2 separate regions of the Homo sapiens genome follow, and region 1 is linked to region 2. The links are chromatin loops, found by intact Hi-C in ENCODE. Cell type or tissue: MCF 10A. All regions are shown on one strand. Each heading gives the region's core, and the rest is flanking DNA. Links, peaks and the distances in the headings are about the cores only. Region 1 overlaps LOC105376253 (a long non-coding RNA gene). Region 2 holds the start of LOC105376249 (a long non-coding RNA gene).

What was found. Peaks named below come from ENCODE experiments on the same cell type or tissue, not always from the same donor. Only the 100,000 strongest peaks of a DNase experiment are listed, where the experiment ranks them.
Region 1: it touches region 2 in a loop (7-fold over the local background); 2 of 110 quality-filtered maps call a loop at or near these places.

What each region holds. Positions count from the first base shown.
Region 1 is chr9:120,342,910-120,354,677 of GRCh38, reverse strand. The region is part of intron 2 of LOC105376253 (a long non-coding RNA gene); the gene reads left to right. Among named protein-coding and RNA genes, the nearest start is that of MIR147A, 100 kb to the right of the region's middle. In MCF 10A, for the core only: a CTCF peak has its summit at 5,621 (motif pointing right); a DNase peak (open chromatin) is centred at 5,637.
Region 2 is chr9:118,589,013-118,600,780 of GRCh38, reverse strand. LOC105376249 (a long non-coding RNA gene) reads left to right here and starts at 3,609. Exons shown (of 3, transcript XR_930297.2): 1 at 3,609-3,640; 2 at 6,565-6,694; 3 at 7,594-7,786. In MCF 10A, for the core only: a CTCF peak has its summit at 4,872; a DNase peak (open chromatin) is centred at 4,850.

The sequences.
Region 1 (11,768 bases), core at 1,236-9,235, 1.8 Mb before region 2:
CCTGAAAAAGAGGTGAGAGCCCCCACTTTCTGGGTGAGGAAACTGAGGCTCAGAGTCAGAAAGTAACTTGGTCCAGTTGAGAGCTGCTCACCAGGATCAGACAGCACTGTCTTTGATGGCAGATCTCTGCCTCTTAGACTGAGAGGCCACATCTGTTGGTTTGTAAAGTAGAGGTCCCCCATGCTTGGCCACCCACCAAAAGTGCTAGAAAAGCTTTTTCCTCCCAAGTACAGATTCCTGGGTCCCACTCCATTTCCTGTGAACCATTCTTCTTTGGGGTGGGGGCCCAGGAATCTGTATTTTAGTATGTATCCACAGGGATTCTGGAGCAGTCAGTCTGGTGTTCAGGGACTCGTCTGGTGGCTCATTTGATCTTCATAATGCACAGGGAAATAAACAAGATGAAGATTGTGGCCATCACTCCCATTTTATAGGTGAGAAAACTGAGGCTTAGAGAGGGAAAGTTACTTGCTCAGGGTCCTGGAGCTAGGAAATGGGATTGGAGGCCCTCCTGACTCTAAACCCAGGTGCTATTCTAACCCACTGAGTGGGCTGACTGTGGGGAAGGCTCTTGGGAGGGTGACAGAAAAGAGGGGAGCATGGGGGCTACCTGGCGTCTTGTGGCTACCAACTGCCCTCTGCCCTGTGCTCTCAGCTGTTGGAGTGCAGATGGTAGAATCTGCCAGGCACTTGGAGGCAGATACCAGTGTGAAGCTGCGGGTGGAATTATTGGCTATACCCACTTTCCACTAGGAGCACCCCCCCGGGTGATCCCCAAAATTCAGCCCAATCCTCTTCCATTTTCTCCTCCCACCCTTCCCAGCCACTGGGACTTAAAGAGCTCTTTTCCCTCCTCTTCTTTTCTGTTTGTTGCTGCCTGGCTTTTATTAGTGACTTTCAGGGAAATGATCAAAGGCGGCTGTAATCAGAGAGCTTCGTCATCTACCACATGAGTGCCAGAGAAGGCTCTGCCTGTGTCACAGCCTTCAGAGCTGGTGGGAGCCAATTGCTTGGGAAAGTGGGCCTGGGAACAGCCATCTGGGTTGGTGGGAGGCCCTGCAGATGTCTCCTGGGCCCCCCTCAACATCAGAGGGACTCTCCTGACACCGTTGCTCCCACCTTGGCGTGTGGGGCCGAGATGCTGCCTCCTGGTTTTTTCCCAGGATGAGGAACCCTGCGATGCCAATCCCTCTCCCTCCCTGTCCCCCCGCAGGCCTCTTGTCTCCTTTCAGGCTCCTGGAGATTTGTTTACAGTTTATTTTTCTTTATTTTTATAACAGCTTCATTGAGATACAAGTCACATACTGTTCAAATAACCCATTTAAGCTGTACAATTCCGTGGTACGATTGAATGGGATTCACAGAATTGTGCAACCACCCCTCCATCAATTTTCAAATATTTTCATCTCCCCAAAAGAAAACCTGATACCCTTTAGCCATCATCCCCAAACCTTCCATTCTACTGTAGCCCTCGATTTGCCTATTCTGAGCATGTCATATAAATGTAGTCATACAATATATGGTCTTTGGTGACTGGCTTCTTTCACTTAGTATGTTTTCAAGGTTTATCCATGTTGTAGCACGTATCGGTACTTCATCCCTTTTTTATGGTGAAATAATATTCTATTATTTTGATAAATGGACAAAAATATCATTTTATTTTATAAATATTTCTCTTACAAAATGCAAACAGTACTGTCGGATTAAAAACATGAGACTATTTCTAAGAATTTTTTGTAAGAAGAATATCACACAAATGGGAGAAATAATCACACTGGGAATTCCATGGCTGCTTGCTCTATAATGACCAAAAATGAGAAAGAGCCTACAGTACATAGAAACAGGAATCTGGCTAAATAAATGATGGCAATCCATATTATAGAATACTGTGCAGTCATGTGGATTTATATTCATTGAAATGAAAAGCTATGACATATAGTTGAGTCAATTATATGATGTTGTTTTTATAAAATTATACTTTCATTTTATGCCCATCTAGAAGGATGTCTACCAAAATGTTGACATGAACATTCACCTTTGAGGGGGTGGAATTTCAAATGGCATGTGTGTATTTTTATTTTGGGGGAATAAAAGCATAAGGTCATTGGGGCTAGGAGTAAACAAGTATAGCAACATAAGATGTACCCAAGGGAGTATATGTTCCCCAAAATGTATGCTGGGAAGCCATCTGCACTGGTAGAAAAGACCTCCACATTGTTTCCTTTCAGTGGGTACTGGGAAACTGGTAGGGCTGGATGATCACAGTGTATACATGGCTCTGAGCTCCCTAGTAGGTAAAGCAAAGAGTAAAAGGAGCATCTACAACTTGTTTGCTGTTGCCCAAAGGAGCCACAGCTGTTCCTGGGAGAGGCTGAGAGGCACTCCTGGATCTCTGAGAGGGGCGTCTCCCAGCTGTGATGAACAATGTCCTCCACAACACGCTTTCACTTCACACAACGAGACCCCAGGGCGATTCCTAAATGCTGGCCATGGTGTCCTCCATGGTAAGGGCAGTGAATGAGGCTGTGAGGCAGGAAACGCGGCAGGGGAGGGGAGTTGCTCTTGACTGCCAGCTCCTGATATTTGGTTGTGTGCCCATGGGGCTCAGCAAGCTGCCTGCAGGGGAGGGAAGTGAAGGAGCCCTCGTGGGTCCCTACTCTGGGCTGGGCATTCCTTCTCCTGTTCATCCTCATGAGAGGTCTGGCTGATGAGGCTCATCATGCCCATTTTGCAGCTGAGAAAACTGAGAGGAGACATTCATTGCCAGAGCTCATCTAGCTGCAGAATGGCAGAGCAGGAAACTCTGGCTGGGTCCTGTTTTCCAGCTCAGCCTCACAAGGTAGAGCCGCCTACCCCTCAAGCAGCCCCATCCCTGGGGCTCTGACATGCTCTGGCTCTGTTCCTTGAGGCTGGCCTGGCTCTTGTCCACTCACTCTGCATACCTACTCTTGGGTAGCCTTGGGCAAGTTCCTTAAACTCTCTGGGCCTCAGCTTCCTCATCTGGAAAATGGGGATTATAGAAGTACCTGCTTCATTGGCTTCTGGTGAGGAGGAAGTGAGCTAATAAACGTGCAACGTGTTGAGGGCATGGCCTGGTACACAGTAAATACTCCCTGGTGTCATACAGCTGGTTTATTTCCTCCCACTCATCCTCCTCCTCACATCGGAAGGACTTTTCTGAAACTCACCTTTGAGGATGCTGATGCCACCTCCCCTTTCCGGAAGCTCATTCTCATCGACAGGATTCTGTGTCCTCCGGCCCAACTCACCTGTGAGTGCCATGGCCATTGGCCTGGGGCCTCATGCTGGCGGGTTTTATTCTTCCTTCCCACTGACATCTCATGCCTGCAGGTCTCAGGGGAATGTGGCATAACCAGGCAGAATGGGGCAGAGGTCGAGTGAGGGACATGCGCTCACCATTCTGGGCTCTGCGCACTAATGACTCCCACGTGTCTTGGCTCATGGTTCAGAGAATGCCTTTTTTTTCAGCACGTCTCCATCATCCCCATATGCTTTGGGGCACATTTCTCCTTGGGAAATGCTTTGTTTGGGCAGGTAACAAGTTCCCTGATCGGGGATGACGGCACGCAGAGGCTGAAGGATGAAGACAGAAGTCAGGTGCTGGGAGCTGGATTTGGAAGGGACCATGTTTAAGGTCCTCTTGGGTCCTGTGAATCTGAGTGTATTTGTGGTTCCCTTATTTCTACAGGCCTTTCCCCTTGCAGCATTAAGTGGGGCTTTCCTTTGCTGATCGGAGCCCAAAGATGGGGAATTTGTTGGCTGGAATGACTGCCTCACACTCTCTCTGGCTCCCCCCTGTCCCCAGTCACACATTTGCTCTGCATCTTGAAGTCAGAGGAATGCTTCTCAGATAATAATCTGGCCATGTCATTTTCTTCTTCAGAAGCTGGCAGAGGGCCCACTGTGCTCATGTTTGGAGTCTTTTGCATGATCAGGCCCCCACTGCGTTGCTGGCCACACTGCACTCTTAAGGTGTCCCCGCATTGGGGTCATTGCACGCAGAGACCTGTAGCTCTCCTGCCCATCCTCATGCTCTTCTCTTGGCTAACACACCCTGGTCCTTCAGGTCCCAGTTCAGATATCACCTCCTCCAGAAGCCTTTCCTAACACCAGAGACCGGGTCCAGGGCCCTGCTAGGTGCCTGTCTACCTCTGTCCCAGCCCTTATCAACCTGAATTGTAATCCTCATGAATCTGTCTCCTTCACTGATGGAGGGCTCTTTGCGGACATCTTGGTGTCTCCAGCATCTAACACAGAGTTGGACCTCAGGGTCCCAGGCCTGACCCTGCCGTTCACTGGCTCCAGTGGCCACTCTCAGTTATCTGAGGTTAGTGTGTGAAACAAAATCCCTACCTGATGCAAGGCAAAATGAGGTACAAGGCCGGGCATGGTGGCTCATGCCTATAATCCCAGCACTTTGGGAGGCCGAGGGTGGTGGATCACCTAAAGTCAGGAGTTTGAGACCAGCCTGGCCAACATCGTGAAACCCCATCTCTACTAAAAATACAAAAATTAGCTGGGTGTGGCAGCACGTGCCTGTAGCCCCAGCTACTTGGGAGGCTGAGGCAGGAGAATTGCTTGAACTCAGGAGGCAGATGTTGCAGTGAGCCAAGAGTGCACCACTGCACTCCAGCCTGGGTGACAGAGCAAACTCCATCTCAAAAAACAAAAAAAAAAAACACAAAAAACCAAAAAAAAAAACCAAAAAAAACCCCAAAACCCACCATGGTACAAACCATTGTAACATAAGGTAATGTAGGCATATACTTAACCATTTTCAGAGCTCTCCATTATCTTGTGACATCTCAGTACCCGTCCCCTGAGCTAGGCTGGGCTGGGGTTATTATTTCCATCTCCGTCTGAGAGAACTGATGCTCTGAGAGTGGAAGTGACTTGTAGCACATCTGGCAAGAGGCAGGAGGAGCTGGTGCAAAGCTGGCCTCTGACCTCCTGCTACTGTAAAGAGCTTGAGTGACCAGGGAAGGTGTCTCCGGGAGGCAGCATTTCTGCTGTGCTTCGAAGTCTGGGAGGGACTGGAAAGAGGAGACAGGGGCAGGCAGGGAGGTGTCAGGAGGGAGAGGGGCAGCCTGAGGTGGGAAACTGGGATGAGAGAAGAACTGGGTGCTCCTGGCCTCTCAGAGCCTGGGCAAGGAGGCTCAAGAGTTAGGTTGGGACTAGATCCTGGTGACCTCTGGAAGCCAGACCGAGGATTGAACTTAATCCCTAGGCTACAGAAAGCTGTCGAAGGCATTTGAGCAGGAAAGAGGCCTCGCCCCAAAGGAGGATGAATGAGGGGGCTGGGAGGCCACTGAGAAGGTGGTAGCGACGTCCATGCAGGAGACGGTGCGCTGGTGGGTGGCAGCGAGCTGGAATGGAGGACATACCTACCACCTCTCTTTGTCCTCTGTCTGACTTTGGCGGGGGTTCCCCAGGATGCATTCGCATTCGGCCAGTGGTCTCTGCCTCAGAGGCGGCAGCTGGTGGGTGGCCCTCCTTCAGAGGGTCGGGGGCTGCTGTCAGGGGTGCTCGGTTGGGAGAATGGGGGGAGGGGAGAGGGGCTGCTGGAGGTGCGAGCAGCGGCTGCTGCCTCTGACTTCCACAGGGGGTCAGTGTAACATTAAAGTTCCTCCCGACTGCTCTGCCCTATGCAACTCCAATGGAGGCCCTTTGGCTCAGGAATCTGGGTCAGCTGGTTATATTTGGAATCCTTGGTGGGCAAGCACAAGGCCAGGTGGGCTGGGGGATTCTGAGCCACTTGAGAATCAATTTTGTTTGTTTTCCTTTTGGTTTTGTTTTTAGAGTTTCAGAAGAATCCAAGAATGCCAGGGACTGATTTGTAAACACATGTCTGTAACATGCAGCGGACAGAGCCCCTTCTTCCTAAAGCCCCCCAGTAGGCTTGAAGCCATTCTTGTCAGAGACCCCTCTGCCTCTGTCTTCATCTGGGAAGATGGTTTCCACCTAGAGGGCAAATGACAGATTCCAGGGCCCTAGGAGGTCTCAAAGTTTGGTTAGATTATCCTGCACATTTTACAACTTTATTGCTTGGTGGTGAGAAAGTTGAGAAACTGAGACCAGACAGGGTAGTCTAATTTGCTGAAGGCCTTGTAGTAAGTTGGTGGTGAATTCAGGTTAGAATCTTGGTCTACTAACCCCCCAAATGGCTCTCCTAACCCCCAATGTCTCTCTGATTTCAGTGGAACCAGCCTGGGATGACAATGTCACCTTCAGCAAAGAACACTCAGATTTACATAATCAGCTGTCATTTACACAGCAGTTCCCATCCACTTTCTCAGTGGACACTCAGTAAGCTTCCTAGAATGGGTGCTTTTCTCTTGTGGAAACTGAGGCCGAGAAGAAGTTGAGGGACTCCCCAGCCAGTCAGGCTTCCTGACCTCAAGCAGGGAGTTTCTTGGAAGATGTCAGTTGTCCCAAACTCTAGTGCATACCAGAATCTCTTGGGAGATCTTGTATGAAATATGGGTCCCTGAGCCCCACCTCCAGGGGTTCTGTTTCACTAGGCTTGGGGTAGGGCCTGGAGATCTGCTTTCTAGACAACGCCCCAAGGACTTCTGAAGCAGGTTGTTGGCAGATCATACTTGGAGATGACTGTGACCTCGCCCGGGGCTTCTCAGACTTTAGCGTGTATAGCCAACACCTGGGCATCAAGTTCAAAAAAACAGAGGCTGGTGAGGTTCCAGAGAAAAAGGAACACTTATACACTGTTGGTGGGAGTGTAAATTAGTTCAACCATTGTGGATAGCAGTGTGGCGATTCCTCAAAGAGCTAAAAACAGAATTACCATTTGACACAGCAATCCCATTACTGGGTGTATTAGTCTGTTCTTGCATTGCTATAAAGAAATACCTGAGGCTGGGTAGTTTATAAGGAAAAGAGGTTTAACTGGCTTATGGTTCTGCAGCCTGTACAGGAAGCATGGTGCTGGCATCTGCTCAGCTTCTGAAGAGGACTCAGGAAACTTATAGTCATGGTGGAAGGTAAAGTGGGAGTGAGGCATCTCACATAGAGGGAAACAAGGGCAAGAGAGAGTGAGGGGGGAGGTGCCACACACTTTTAAATAACCAGATCTCACAAGAACCCAGTCACGATCGTGAGAATAGCACAAAGGGGATGGTGGTAAACCATTCATGAGAAATCCACCTCCATGATCCAATCACCTCCCACCAGGCCCTATCTCCAACACTGGAAATTATAATTTGACATGAGATTTGGGTGGGGACACAGAACCAAACCATATATATCACTGGGCATATACCCAAAGGAATATAAATTGTTCTACCATAAAGACACATGCATGCGTATGTTCATTGCAGCACTGTTCACAATAGCAAAGAGATGAAATCAATCTAAATGCCCATTAATGATAGATTGGATTAAAAAAATGTGGTACATATACACCATGGAATACTATGTAGACATAAAAAGGAATGAGATCATGTCCTTTGTGGGAACATAGTTGGAGCTGGAGACCATTATCCTTAGCAAACTAATGCAGGAACAGAAAACCAAATACCGTATGTTCTCACTTACAGGTGAGAGCTAAATGATGAGAACACATGGATACATAGAGGGGAACAACACGCACTGGGGCCTATGGGAGGGTGGAGGGTAGGAGGAAGGAGAGGATCAGGAAAAATAACCAATGGGTACTGGGCTTAATACCTGGGTGATGAAATGATCTGTACAAAAAACCACTGTGACACGAGTTGATCCATATAACAAACCTGCACATGTACCCCTGAACTTAAAAGTTAAAAAATATCCTCCCAAACAAATAACAAATGCCTGTTCAGACTCAGTGGATCTAGGGCAAGGCCCAAGAATCAGTGTTGTATTTCTTTTCTTTTCTTTTTTTTTTTGAGATGGAGTCTCGCTCTGTCACCAGGCTGGAGTGCAGTGGCGCGATCTCAGCTCACTGCAACCTCCGCTTCCTAGGTTCAAGCGATTCTCCTGCCTCAGCCTCCCGAGTAGCTGGGACTACAGGCGTGTGCCACCACGCCCAGCTAATTTTTGTATTCTTAGTAGAGACGGGGTTTCATGATGTTGGCTAGGATGGTCTCCATCTCTTGACCTCGTGATCTGCCCGCCTTGGCCTCCCAAAGTGCTGAGATTATAGGCGTGAGCCACCGCGTCCGGCCCTCAGTGTTGTATTTCTGAAGAGCTCCCTGGTGATTCTGCTGGAGCGTGGACCACTGTGGTTGAGATCATGCTGTTATCCCCTGGGCACACGTTAGGAGTAGGTAAGTTGCAAAGTAAGCAGACTCTCCCCTGCTGTCCCCTCTGAGGAGGGGCTAATTTATAGTGTCATTTCACTTTCTGAAATTTCCTCTGACCCTCAAATCTAATCCCCCTCCCCGCCCCATATTCCCTACATCAGAGATGGGTGCGTCCTGAACACAGAAGAAAGAAAAGGCAGGACTCTCATCACATCCCATTGCTTACAGGAATCCACAGAGCAACTGTTGGCAAAAACTTTCCTTGGCGTTCCAAGAGCTTAGGGAGGGACAGGAACTATTGAATGCTTTGGGAAACTTAGGTGACCCTAACTCCCTAAAGGCATCTTTTCTATGTCTCTTTTCCATACCTTCCCAATATTATTTCTGCCCCCTCCTGAATCTTGTGTGATGTTAATAGTTCCATATTTTTAATTAGATTTTCTAAGCAAAAGAAAGTTTCCAAAGTTAATTAAAAGTTGCCTCAGTGTAATTGTATAAAAGCAGCTTTTGCTTCTGAAATTAAATTATTATAATTAAACTCCTCTATCCGTTTAAAGATTTTAGTAGAATGTTTATTATTCGTTTATTATGAAGAGACCCTGGGAGGGATGCTGCTTGCACAGCCATGGTCCAGCTGATGCCATGTCATGGACTCAACTTTTCCCTCCCTTTGATGATTTCATGCCTCCGGGAACCAAAAAAATCAAATCCTGTGTGAGCTTTGGTGGTTACATGAAGTGCAGACTTTCAGTGCATCCCCAAATTCTGGCTCACTGTGGTAGGTGCCATCGTAACCCATGCATATTTGCTGCTCCTCCCTGCTCTGCCCTGGTTTTAATCAGACTTGGTCACATGACTTCCTCTCACCAAAGAAAAATGGAGAGAAGTGACATGCCCCACTTCTAAGCAGAAACTGTAGGAGCCAGCATGTGGTTTGGTCTTCCCTCATCTTTGCTATTGTGACTGACAATGTCCCAAATAGACAGAGGCTGCTCCATCAGCCTGGGACCTGGAGGGGAGACAAGGTGGAGCAGAGCTACAGCCAACCGGTAGCAAACACGTAGTGCATGGGAGAAATGAACCCTTGTTTGTTACTGCAGCCAAACTCAGGCTTTCCTTGACTCTCATACACTGTTGCTTGTGAGTGACATAGAGTGTTCTTGTGTTTTGTTGTCTGAAAAATGGAGATTGTTTTGTTTGAATCTGGACAATTGAAAAATTATAGCCCCCAGTTCTCCATACTCTCCAGACTCACCCATTCCTGGTGGTTTCTCATGTACTCTGTGATTTCTCTTAAATATTTGCCTTTGTCCAAGCTGTTTCCTCTCCTTGGAATGACTTTATTAACCTCTTTACCTGGATAATTTCTGTCTAATCTAATGATTCAGTTTAGATGTCCATTTCTATGGAAAACCTTCCTGGCTAACAAGGCAGGGTTTGTTGTTATTACCAGGCTTTCTGATCTGTAAACACCTATGCTGCTATATCTAATTGTCTGAATACATGCCAGTGTCTCCTTTAAATTGAAGTCATATAAAAACATTTAGAGTCTTATAATCCAATATAAAGGCAGACCCATAGTAAACATTTAAATACTTGTTGAATAAACAACAAAGCTTTCGGGCGGGGTGGGGGCGGGGAGGTCAGATGGACCTGAATTCAAATTTTATTTTTCTCAGCTTACTAGACAGCTGATTGTGAACAAGTTACTTAATCTCTCTGTGCTTTAGATTCTTCATCTTTAGAAAGGGTCTAGCAATTAAACCTACTGTTGACTCCTGGTCCACTCCCCATCTCTGGATGGGCCCAACCCTCTGGAAAGACAGCAAGGGCAGGGGAATAATCTAAGCAGCGGGTTTCCCTACTTTTTCCCTACATGGAGTCCTGGGAGGATGAGTATTTGTCTTTTTCCAGACTTGACTGAGAAGGATTTGGGATTTGCTTCCGGCAGTGATGGTGATGAGTCACCTGCTTAGGCAACCTGGATGTACAACCACATAACTTATGATTCAAAACAGACTCTGACTACAGCTAGGGGGAGGGACAATAGATTGACAGGATTTGGAAGGGAAACCTTTCCCTAGTCTGGAGGCTCAAGTTGGCCACAAGTCATAGTCTTTCTTTGTATATCATTTTTTTCTGTGGCACAGTCCCTCCCAAACTTCTCTCCAGACCTTTATATAGATGGTGGTAACTACACCATGAGTGGTTCCTCTTGTGGGAAGCAGAATAATAACCCTCTCCCAAAGACACCCATATCTAAATCCCCAGAACCTGCAACTACGTTACATTACCTGGCAGAGGAGATTTATTTTTTTTTGAGATAGAGTTTGCTCTGTCACCCAGGCTGGAGTGCAGTGGTGCACTCTCAGCTCACTGGAACCTCGGCCTCTCAGGTGCAAGCTATTCTTCTGCCTCAGCCTCTGGCGTAGCTGGGACTACAGGCATGTGCCACCAAGCCTGGCTAATTTTTGTATTTTTAGTAGAGCCAGGGTTTTACCGTGTTGGCCAGGCTGCTCTCAAACTCCTGACCTCAAGTGAGCTGCCTGCCTCAGCCTCCCAAAGTGCTGGGATTACAGGTGTGAACCACTGTGCCTGGTGACACAGGAGAATTATGGTTGCAGATGGGATTAACATTGTTAATCATATGACCTTAGAGTAGGAGATTATCCTGAATGCTCTGGATGGGCTCAATGTAGTCACAGCATCCTTAAAAGTGAAGACGGAGGCGGAAGAGAAGTCAGAGTTAGAGAGATTGAAAATGCTGTCCTACTGGCTCTGAAGATGGAAGAAGGGGCAAGGAGCCAAGGAATGCAGATGGCCTCTAGCAGGGGGAGAACACAAGGCCAGGGATTCTTCCCTAGAGCTTTTCCTTTTTGCAGGAAAGTGGCCCTGCAAGCACCTCAGTTTTGGCCTAGTGAGGACAATTTCAGACTTCTGACCTCCACAACTGTAAGATAATAAGTTTGTGTTGTTTTAAGCCATGCAGTTTGTGGTGATTTGTTACAGTGGCAAAAGGAAATGAATATACCTCACATGCACAGTGTCTTCATTTCTATATGTCTTTTACCCATTATAATGTCATTACCATAAAGTAGGTTTTCTATTTTTAGGGCACTAGGGAGTGATATATTAGTACTTGGCTTTGATGGAGATTTCTGTCTCTCCCAAGTGGGCTTCCCTCTTGAGACTTAAAAAATGTAACGATTCCACAGTTCTGCTTGCTTTTTCTCCTTGTTTCATCTTTCTCCCTTCCAAGATCTGACTGATCTGCAGATTTTCTCCTGAATTTACCAACTACTGTTTGTTTCTAGCCACCTTAATACTTTTCCACTCTCCTAAATCATAGATTCCTGTTGATCAATATTTTACATTCAGTATTCCCCACACTTTCCCTAAGTGTCCTTTTACATATTTTATCTCCCTATTAAAATAACTTGGTTGTAACTTTTTTCATCTATCCTTGTTTTTTCTTTTCCTTCCCACCCCCACCCCGAACGTTGCATTTTT
Region 2 (11,768 bases), core at 1,459-9,458:
CAGAATTTCACTTTTTCATCCATCTGGAGTACAGTGGCACATCATCGCTCACTATAACCTCCAACTCCTGGGCTCAAGCCATTCTCCCACTTCAGCTTCCTAAGTCGCTGAAACTACAGGCTAAAGCCACCATACCTGAATACTTATTTTTTCTTTTTACTGATTTTTTTTTTGTAGAGATGGGGTCTCACTATATTGTCCAGGCTGGTCTCAAACTCCTGGCCTCAAGTGATCATTCTGCCTTGGTCTCCAGTCCCATTCTCATCTGTTATTATTTCTGAGTAGCCAATAGGTTGCCTGGATTATACATGTTTATTGGTTCTGGCTCTGTTAGCATTCTAAAGATTTCAGATTTTAGTTCTTGTTTCATTAGGAAATTTCCAAGGAGACCAAAAGAACATGGCCATTTTTAATACAGTTATCTCTTATTTACCATTTTTACTATAAAACTCCACCAAGTTCAGAATTATAGTTACGTAAACCACATGAGATTTTAGAGAGTTATGATGTAGTAATATAGTCATGCATCGCTTAACAATGAGGATAGTTTCTGAGAAATGCATTATTAGATGATTTTGTCATTGTGTAATCATCAAAGGTGTACTTACCCAAACCTACATGGTATAGACCACTACACACTTAGGCTATATGGTATAGTCTATTGCTGCCAGACGACAAACCTGTACAACAGGGTACTGTACTGAATACTGTAGGTAATTATAAATTATGGTAAGTATTTTTGTATTTAAACACACTTAAATATAGAAAAGATACATTAAAATACAGTATTATAATCTTGTGTGACCACCATTGTATATGTGTTCTGCTGTTGACTACAACATCATTATGTAACACATAACCGCAATTACAACAATAATAAAAATAATACTCAACCTTGACCTATCTATAGTGCTATATAGTTTGCAAAATGCCTTTAAATGTTATCTCATGCCATCCTTACAATCATACTGGGAAGTAGTTAAGACAAGTACTATCATCCCCAATTTACAGATGAGAAAATTGAGGCCCAGTAAAGTGAATTGATTGCCTAAAGTTATATATTTTGAGCAGTCTCATATCCACGATTTCTGCTTCTGCCTCCATATCCTTTGTGATAATCTGGTAAATTTCCAAGTATTTCTGTAGCCATTTTCTCAAATAACTCACAATGGACACTCAGTTTTTAGACTTTATGTCTGGAAGAACACAGGTAGTGTCTATGGTTACAATTTAACATGACATAATCAATGGTGAATAAGAACTTTCTCTATGCAAAACAAATTGTGTAATTTTACTGGAAGAAAAAGGAATGGTGAAAACATAGCTCTTGCCCAGAAGAACTTAACTATTTAGTAAAGGAGGTAGATATACTGATAGCAAATCACAAGTAAAAGCATGCTGAATTAAGAATCATAGCAAATACACATGCACACATCAGGATGAAGAGAGGGAAGAGAAATTACTTCTTATTAAGAGACTGGTGAAAGATTATAAAATAACAACACTGTTAGGCCTTGAAGAAAAATTATTGATAGAGAAAGAAGAGAGAGAACAGATTAAAAGAACCACCATCAGAAAATGTATGCATGCAAGTACCTAACATGCTTGCACATTGGCAAATATTGTAATTCCCATTTTATGTAACACATCAGCCAGCATAGGCACAGGAGCGTTTATCAGCTTCTCTAAAGTTTTAGATCCTGAAAGCACTAGATGTAACTTGCTTCTCAATCTGATGTTCTTCCCACAACTTTAACCAGGTCCTGAGAGGCCTAACGTGTCTTTTTATTCAGGGCTCAACCACTGAATTTCCAGATGCCTCTTCCACTCTTTCTCAAAGATTCACAGGGTGACAGTGGTTCACACATCTTTGCAGCCAGTATCCACTTCCCATTGTAAGCCATCTGTTCACATTAGTGAGGAAAAAGAATCTGTACCTTACCTCTGTTTGTTCCTACTTATCCCTATTACCAAGATCCCACAGAGCAAATGGCCTTGTTATGTGGTAGAAATAGGCAATAAAAATATGTTGCGTTTGGCATTCAGAGTACTTTAGAACCAAGAAACTCCAAGTAGCTTTTAAAATATTCATCATGTTTAACCATATTTAATCACCGAGTTAACCCATGGCTAAAGAACACTAGACGGGGAATAAAAAGAACTGGGTTCTGGCCACTATTCTGCAAGGTCACCCTTGCCAAGCTTTTCCTCTGTGAGCCTCAGGTGCTCATCACTTAAAAAAAAAAATCATGAACCAAAGCTCATGGGCTGTAAGATTCTGTGCTAATTGTCTAAATGAAGGAATCACAAGGGCATCAAATACAAAGATTTGGTTACACTTCAGATATCTTTGGCAGGCTTAGAATAAGCAACCAATCTTTTCAAAAGAAAAGTTGTTTTACTCGTTTGTCCCAGTGACTCTTGGGGGAAAATTGCTAAAGAATAGAGACAAAGAATTCTGTCTTTGAGGTATTCTGTCCTTATCAAAGTCAGTCCAAAAATTCATTTTTGTATCTGATCTATGTTTGGAGTCAGTTCTCTCTCTCTCTCCTACTTGCTCCTCTGCCTTTCTTCTTCCTCATCTATTATAAGGCAATTGTAGCATAGTGAGCAACTCTGAATATTAAAGACAGACAAGCACAGAGCCACAGGATTTCATATAGCATTTGTTACTTCCTTGCCATATGGGCTTGCCTGAATTACTTTGCTTCTTTCTGAGGCTTGGTTTTCTTATCAATTAAATGGGACTAATAATACTAATTTATAGAGTTGTTGTGTGGGTTAAGTAGGATGAAGTATTTAAAGAGCCAATATAATGCCTGGCAAAAAGAACCCAGTAAAAACTCCAATGAGAAAATCGGTTAGATATCCTTCCCTTTCTATTTTTAGAGGCAATCAGTAAAGTGACTGAAAGTGAAGTCAGACAGACCAGCCTTCAAATTATGCCTGCACAGCATCTACTTACCACCTCTAAACCTGAACTTCTTAAGCTAAAATGGAGATCACTCTTTCTAATGGGAATTTTTGGGAATGTAAAATAAGGTAACGACTCTGTAATACTTTGTGTCTGGCTATATACACAGTAAAGTTTAATTATTTTCATTGTCACTGATTATTCATTTATTACCTCATTTGCATTCTCCATTAACAGTAGTTCCAGCCTACAAAATATTTCCTGGGCACTTAATAGGTGCTAAGTTCTGTGCTGTGCACTGGGCACACAATGACATACATGTTCTATTAATTCACTTACCCAGTATAAGCTTATAGTCTAGAGGTAAAAAAATAGACATATAGATATTTCTGATACAATAGCCTAAGTAAGCACAAGAAACTATGGAATCCCTAAGAAAAATCTTTAACTTGACTAGAGGAGTATGTTCAGAGTTGATTTCTTCAAGGAGATGATCAGTGGGTTGAGTCAAGAAGGATTAACAGCTATGGCTTGGCCAAAGGAGGATAAGAAAATGTGTGTTCTAGAAGGGAGAAAACCAAAGAATAGTGATTCTAAAGCTTTGTGTTCCATTAGAATCACCTGAGGAGCTTTGAAAGCTCACGATGCCTGAGCTTCTTTCCCTACCAGTAAAGCAGAAGTCCTGGGGATGGGACTCAGACATCAGTGCTTTCAAAAGCTCCACAGGTAGTTTCAGTGTGCAGCCAAGTGGGGAGCCCCTGGCTTAAACCAGTGTGTGGATGGAAACTGTTCTGTCCTGGAATAAGCAGGGGCCAATGAGGAAGCACATGAGTAACAGGGCACAGTCTTTACACTTGACTTATGTGTGGTGATTAGACATTCGGGAGTTTAAAAGGAGAGAGCAGAGGGTCAATCATATTTGCATTTTGGAGGGATTGCTTGGGATGTAACTCAGTACTGAATTCCAGAGGAAGCAAAAATTTTAAAAAAAGTAATGTGATGTGCAATCTTCAGAAAGCATAGAATCAGTCAATCACGACTGGAAGAATGTGCTTTAGAAATTCCTTAGTGACATGTGGGGTTTATAAATATACTGATGCCTAGGGCTTTCCTCAGACATCAGAAAAAGTTTTAGGGATGTGGTATTTTGGTATTTGCATTTTCATGACGTTCACCTAAAGGGATTGAGAACACCTGCCAATGAACCTGAGTGACCATCTCATGAAGGATATTTAGTCACTGAGGTAACAAAAGTTCATGGCCTATGTGTGGGTCAGGCTGGGTTAGTAACAGGGTCAGTTTTTGGATAGAAGGTTACTAGAGCACTCAGCCGTCTCTAGTAACCTTTGATCTATCTACCTTTGATCTAGTAACCTTTGGCCCGTCTCTCCTTTGATCTATTTTTCTCCTTGCCCTTCAAAGTGCTAATGCCTACAATTCCACCTGTCTTTATTTCTATCAAAATCAGTACTCCCATTAAAAAAAAAAAAAACCTGAAATGTGCCACTGACCCTTGACTGAGACTGAAATCACAGTCTGAATCTGGAACAAACAGTGGAATGGAAGGGCTTATCTGCTCTGAAGAGAGCTATAAGTTTCAGCAAGTCCTGGGTATGCGGGGGAGACCTCTTTGACTAGGGTGGGGGTGTGATCACTTACTACATACATACATAAAAGCAGACCCCTATCAGCACCATCAGGCAGATCAAGGATGGATCAACTCATTAAACAGCAGCTAAAGCCCACACTGACATGGGCACATCTGACTCAATACTTCTTAGGGAAAATCTGGGAGAGGGATGCTCTATCTTGACCCTAGTGAAGAGACACAGACCAGGAGGAGACAGGCAGCCACCCCAAACCTCCTTCTCCTAGCTTCTTTAAGGAGCCAGACTTCTATAAGCAAGCGGCCAGTGCATTTGTATGACTCAACAGTGACACCCAGTGACTCTCTCTGTCAGTCCCAGGTGGCTGTTCCCGGAGGATCTTCTGAGGAATACATTTCAGCCTCCATTACCTAGTACTGAATCAGCAGAAGCAATCACATCAAATTCAGTCTTGAAAGAGACAAACATAATAAAAAATCCCAGTTTGTATTAACATAATCATCTAACTGTTGAAGCATATTCTTCTCCCCTGTTGGGCCATGTCTGATGTCAAACATAATACCACCATGTAGTACTGTAGCTTCTTGATGTTAGAATCACAAGGCAGTGATTATTTATAATGTAAGTAGGACCATAGAGACAGGCACGTAACAGGGCCACATCATTACATATTGAGCCAGCCGAATCTAGACATGGAGAGAGAGATTAACAATTTGTATTATAACCAGATAGAAGAGACCAGCATAACCCATGGGATTCTAAACTATGGCACACACACACACAAAAAGATAACCTGAGCACTTTTAGCCTAGAAAAAAAAAACTTCTTCATGGAATGGGGAGAAGAGTTGGGATGCTTTCTTTCGGATGTCGGATGGGCGGGTAGAAACAGAAGGGATTTTACTGGTTTTATTTGGTCCCAAAGAGCAGAAATAGAGTTGACGAGTGGAAAGTACAGGGAAACTGCTTTACGTTCAACATAAGGAAGCACTTTATAACAACTGGATCTACTGGGAAATGAAAGAAATTCAGAAAGCAGAGAATTGTATGTCATTTAAAACATAGTGCAGGCATGTCTTTTAATAATTCCAGTTTTTAAAAAAGGGAGAATGGATCAGGTAAATAATTCAGTAACTTTAATAAGTCAAATGACAGGGACGTGGGTGGTCAAGGGTGCAGGAAGATAATTGGGCATAGCATTTAGGGCTGATTGAAATCTTTCTCCACTTATCACTGTTTTTTAAATAATTAAAACGTGTTTCCTTCCTCATTCTCATTAGACCAGTAATCTTTGTTTATCCATTTACATAGTGGAAGATGCTTGCACCTTCCACCTACATTCACCTACCTGTCACATGAAAAACAGATACCCCCTACTTGCCTCTTCCAGTTTCCTTTTCCCTCATTGTTTCTATACCAAGAACAGCTTAGCTAGAATCAGGATCTGATCCTTAGCGCAGTCAACAACGGCTAGGGAAGAGATCATTACATTATACAAGTGTAGATAAGTGATGATTGTCCAATGCACTGAATGATCTATTGTCAAGAAGCTTAGAAGGAAAAAAAGTACATTATGGGAGGGAATGAGTGCACAGAAAGGCTGTGCTGTGGTTTGAATGTGTCCTTCCAAAAGTCATGTAGAAACCTCATCCCCATTGTGGTAGGATTAAGAGGTGAAGCCTTTAGAAGGTGATTAGATCATGAGGGTTGTGCTTTCATGAATGGAATTAGTGGCCTTACAAAAGATACTCGAGGCGGCTCTTTTATTCTTCTGTCACGTAAGGACACATAGAAAGCACCATCTATGAAGCACAAGCCCTCGCTAGACACCAAATCTGTTGGCACCTTGATCTTGGGCTTCTCAGCCTCCAGAATGTGAGCAATAAATATCTATTGTTAATACATTATGCAGTCTAAGATATTTGTTATAGAGGCCTGCATAGACTAAGATAGGCTAGGAGACTAAGATGTGCTATTTTCTCTTTAAATATTAACTTCCCTGAATCTCTGATTAATTTTAAATAATGTCAAATTTATCTCCCAGTTTAGCCATTCCTGTTATTCTCTGCTGTGCCTTACCCTAATCTGCTAATTGGAATGGATTACGGAAAGAAAAAAGTATAAAGAGAAAAATGAAACAACAGAAGGAAAGGTGCAAATCGAGAAACTGGAAGGTACAAGAGTTAGTTTGGGGTACTGACTTGGTTGTAGACTGGTCTCCAATGAGAAAAAGCATAAGTAAAAAATTATGAGGCTTCCAGTTCAAAATTGAGTTAGTATTTGGTATAAAATATACCTGGACTAGTGTTTGAGGTCCAAGCAGCTGGAGTCTCTGGTAAGTAACTAAGCAGGGTATCAAGGCTATAGCCAAGCAAGTTGGAGTTCAAGATTAGTCATCAGATAAGGCAGAGATATAATCGACCTAGAACTGAGGCATACACCCTGTCTAAACCCAAGTGTCCATTGAGATAGTTTCAACTACTGGAAATAGCCTGTGCTATATATATATATATATATATATATATGGATTTCAATTTAGGTCTTCATGGGTAATGTAAATTGAGGAAAGTCACTTCCCTTTCCTGAGCCTTAGTTTCCTCATTTGTAAAATGGGAAAATGGGATTATAGGTACTAACCTGATGATAGGATCCTACTGATTTAGGGATTAGAAAAGACATTATGTTTAAAGTGCCTAATACATTGCCTGGCACATTGATAATCGTTATCAATGTTATGAGGAACCTAGGTGGGAACTGGGAAGAAGTTGGGCAATGGAGCCCATGCCCACAACAATTCTGTGCGTTTGTAGAAATGTTGGATATCGAAATTTCCTGACATAGTCCCCATATGTTCAGTGCCCTGGTAAAGCTGATTTGACAAAAATTCTTGATATCAGCATTAGACAACATTGAGGAATGCAATGGCTTCTTTGTTGCACATATATTTTCCTTTCATATTCTCTTACTCTACCAATTTTTCTCTAGTCTTTGCTATAGCAACCAGCTGTACTCAGGTGTAGCCTAATAGCACCTGATCTCGGCTGCACTGCATATATCTTGCTTTTTCTCCCAGGGCTTATCTGGCACAATCACATGGATCTACCGTAAGAGCTTGATCAGCCATTCTGATGTCTGCACACACTGGGAACAGATAGGGTGTTAACATTTCCTGGAACAATGCTTTACCAATGGGCAGGAACTAGTAGGTAAGTATTCTCTTTTTTCCAATCTCAGAGATTTCTAAGGCACATTCCATACAGCTGTTGAAATATCACAAACAGGATTAAGCTCCAGTTTTTCTGTAGTTGTAATCAGCTCAGTAACCTTGGATTGGCTGCTTTTCTTCTTTCCCAATTTACACTTCACTAATCCTCCAAGCCTGTGGCTTGGAAATAAACCTTCCCTGGTTTATTTCTCAGGCCATCCATCATGTACCACAGGAGCAAATGACCCCAAATAAACTACCTCCACAAAGGCCCGTGTCTCAGGCTCTGCTTTTTAGGAAGAATTCAAACCAGAATTCTACAATGCTAGCATAGCACTAAGAGCTGCGTAAGACATCAGGGATAATTTAGTCAATTACCACATTTCATGGATGGGTATGCAGAAACAGAGAGAATTAGTGACTCCTTCAAAGTCACAAACATAGGCAACTTGTGCAAAGGGGAACCCAAAATGTGAAAGGGGAGCAATTGGGGGATGGGAGAAAGGGACTGAAGAGAAAAGAAAGACAAAGTTGCCTGGGTGATGGAAAGAAGAAAGAGCAAGCCATTAAAACATCTTAGCACAGTGGGGATGACATGTATTGAATTTACCCTGTCAGCAGAGCAGAGCGCAGCACCCACCCTGATAAATGCCAGGTCCCATTGCTGACACTTGATAAAGGTTCCATCTAACAGCAGAGCAGCACTGAGAATGGGGTGATGGTGGCACTTGCTGTTTTAATCTCCACTGCTTTCCAGTGTGTAACATGGAGTAGGTGCTCAATGAATGTCTGTGAAATAATGGGCAAATTAGTGAGGCAAAACTCCTTCAGCATCTCCATCATGAATGCCCACATACCTGGCCTTTCTGTGTGCAGTTAGGTATCTAGCTATATATGAGTGCACACTTTTTTTTCTTTTTTATTATTTTGTGCTGTACATTAAAAAAATAGTTTCAGGGGTTTGTATCACAGTGAGTGTAGCCGCCCTTGGGTTCCTTGAGTATAAGTGTGTGTGTGTGTATACACACACAGTGTATTATATATATAATACTCTGTATATATATATATACACAATACCTGTATACATGCATGTATGTGTGTGCATATATTTATAAATACACTCATACACAGAGTTATGCATCACTTAATGTCAGGGATACTTTCTGAATAATTTGTCAGGGGATTTTGATGTTGTGCAAACATTATAGAGTATGTATAACATAAGCCTACAGAGTGTGTATAACACAAGCCTACAGGGTATAGCCTACCACACTCCTAGGCTCTATGGTATAGCCTAGTGCTTCTAGGCCACAAACCTGTACAGCCTGTTATTGTGCTGAATATTGTAGGCAATTACAACACAATGGTAAGCATTTGTTTATCTAAACGTAGAAAAGGTACAGTAGAAATACAGATAAAAGTTAAAAAGTGGTATACCTGTATAGGGCACTTACCATGAATGGAGCTTGTAGGACTGGAATTTGCTCTGGGTGAGTCTGTGAGTGAGTGATGAGTGAATGTGAAATTGTAGAACATCGCTGCACACTGCTATAAACTTTATAAGCACTGCACACTTAGGATACACTAAACTTATAAAACACATTTCTTCAATAATAAATTAACCTTAGCCTACTGTAATATTTTTACTTCATAAACTTTTTATATTTTTACTTTTTGACTCTTCTGTGATAACATTTAGTTTGAAACACAAGCACACTGTACAGCTACATAATTTTTTCTTTATATCCTTCTATACCCTTTTCCCAATTTTTAATTTTTTTTTTTTTACATTTTAAACTTTTTTGTTAAAATCTAAGACACGGATTGGGTGTGGTGGCTCACACCTGTAATCCTAGCACTTTGGGAGGCGAAGGCATGTTGATCACCTGAGATCTGGTGATGGAGACAAGCCTGACCAACATGGAGAAATCGTGTCACTACTGAAATTACAAAAAAACAAAAAACAAAAAACAAAATTATCTGGGCATTGTGGTGCATGCCTGTAACCCCATCTACTCTGGAGACTGAGGTAGGAGAATCACTTGAACCTGGGAGGCGGAGGTTGCAATTAGCCGAGCTTGTGCCACTGCACTCCAGCCTGATTGACAGAGTGAGACTCCATCTTAAAAACAAAAAGAAAAACAAAAACAAAAAGAAAACAAACAAAAAAAGCCTAAGACATGGCCATACACATTAGTTTAGCCCTACACAGGGTCAGGATCATCAATGTCACTCTCTCCCACCTCCACATCTTGTCCCACTGGAAAGTCTTCAGGTGCAACAGCATGGATGGAGCTGTCATCCCCTGTATTTCCTATGATAAAAATGCCTTCTTCTGGAATACCTCCTAAAGGACCCGACTGAGGCTGTTTACAGTTAACTTTTTATATATATGTGTGTCTGTGTGTGTGTGTGTGTAGAAACAGTATAATCTAAAATAACAATAAAAATATAGTATAATAAGTACATAAACCAGTAACATAGTTGTTTATTGTCATTATCAAGTATTAAGTAGTGCACATAATTATATTTGCTATACTTTTATATGACTGACAACATAGTAGGTTTGTTTACTCTGGCATATCCACAAACACATGAGTAATACATTATGCTACAACATTAAATGTCTACAAGGTCACTAAGTAACAGGAATTTTCAACTCCATTATAATCATATGAAGCCACTGTCATACACGCTGTCTGTTGACCAAAATATCATTATGTGGCACATGACTGTATAAATATTTCTGGTTACTCAAATCTTTGATAATCCTATCACATCACATGACTGTATATTAGCAGCTCTTTACTCTTCTTACATCAAGGATTTGGAGATTCAGAGCTCTTCATATGCTCATTTGTGTAAACATGCTATCTTTACTTCCTTTTCCTAGTCTCATATAATTTTTTAATTGCATCAATACTAATTTTCACAAGTTGCAGTTTCTCAAAATAGCTACTATTCATTTAAAGAAACCAAAATCAGAAACAGACATAACCTATTAGGTACCATGTGTCAGGCACTGTGCTGTTTATTAGAGCTAAACTGGTAAAGACGGTGCTTAGCTTTGGAAAGACTATAATGATAGAAACTTGTCTTCTTACTTGACCCCTGAACACCTTGACTTATTATGGTAGGCATTAACCTGAACTGATTTTCACCCTGAATACTTCTAGAAATTCTGCTGGGCAATCGTTTTATACTGACAAAATGCTATGCTTTGTCTTATGGGGAAAAAAAGCTACCAGTGCTGAACTTAAAATTATTCTGCTTAAAATTGTACATATCTTTCTTTCGTAGCCTATGTTGGATAGAGTATAGTAAAGAGTATCCATGATAATTTTTAGCTCTTACAACACTTTGAATTACTTGGCCAATATTTTGTCTTTATGGTGAGACGCAACAATATGAGAAGCGTGTCTGCCTCTTTCACAACTGTACACTTACCCCTTGGCATAAGACCTAAGACATTTGTTTTGAGCTTTACACAACAGTATCTTGATTTTCTGATAAGATAAATAAATAAATAACATATTGTGGACATATTTCTCTCTCTCTTTTTTTTTTTTTTTTTTTTTTTAGACAGAGTCCAGTTCTGTCACCTAGACTGGAGTGCAGTGGCACCATCTCGGCTCACTGCAACCTCTGTCTCCTGAGTTCAAGTGATTCTCCTGCCTCAGCCTCCTAAGTAGCTGGGATTACAGGCACCTGCCACCATGCTCGGCTATATTTTTTTTTTGTATTTTTAGTACAGATGGGGTTTCAGCATGTTGGCCAGGATGGCCTCAAACTTTTGATCCTAAGTGATCCACCCACCTTGGCCTCCTGAAGTGTTGGGATAACAGGCGTGAGCCACTATACCTGGCTGTGGACATATTTCTCAATGGTGAGAAATATATAAATATATATTATTTATCATCATTAATGAAGGAATTTTGTATCATAAAGACCAATGCTATTGTAACTGAGAATCTTTGGATATGATGTTGAGATTGTCACAACGTGTAAAAGAGATGTAAGGACCCTATGTCCTCTTCAACTTG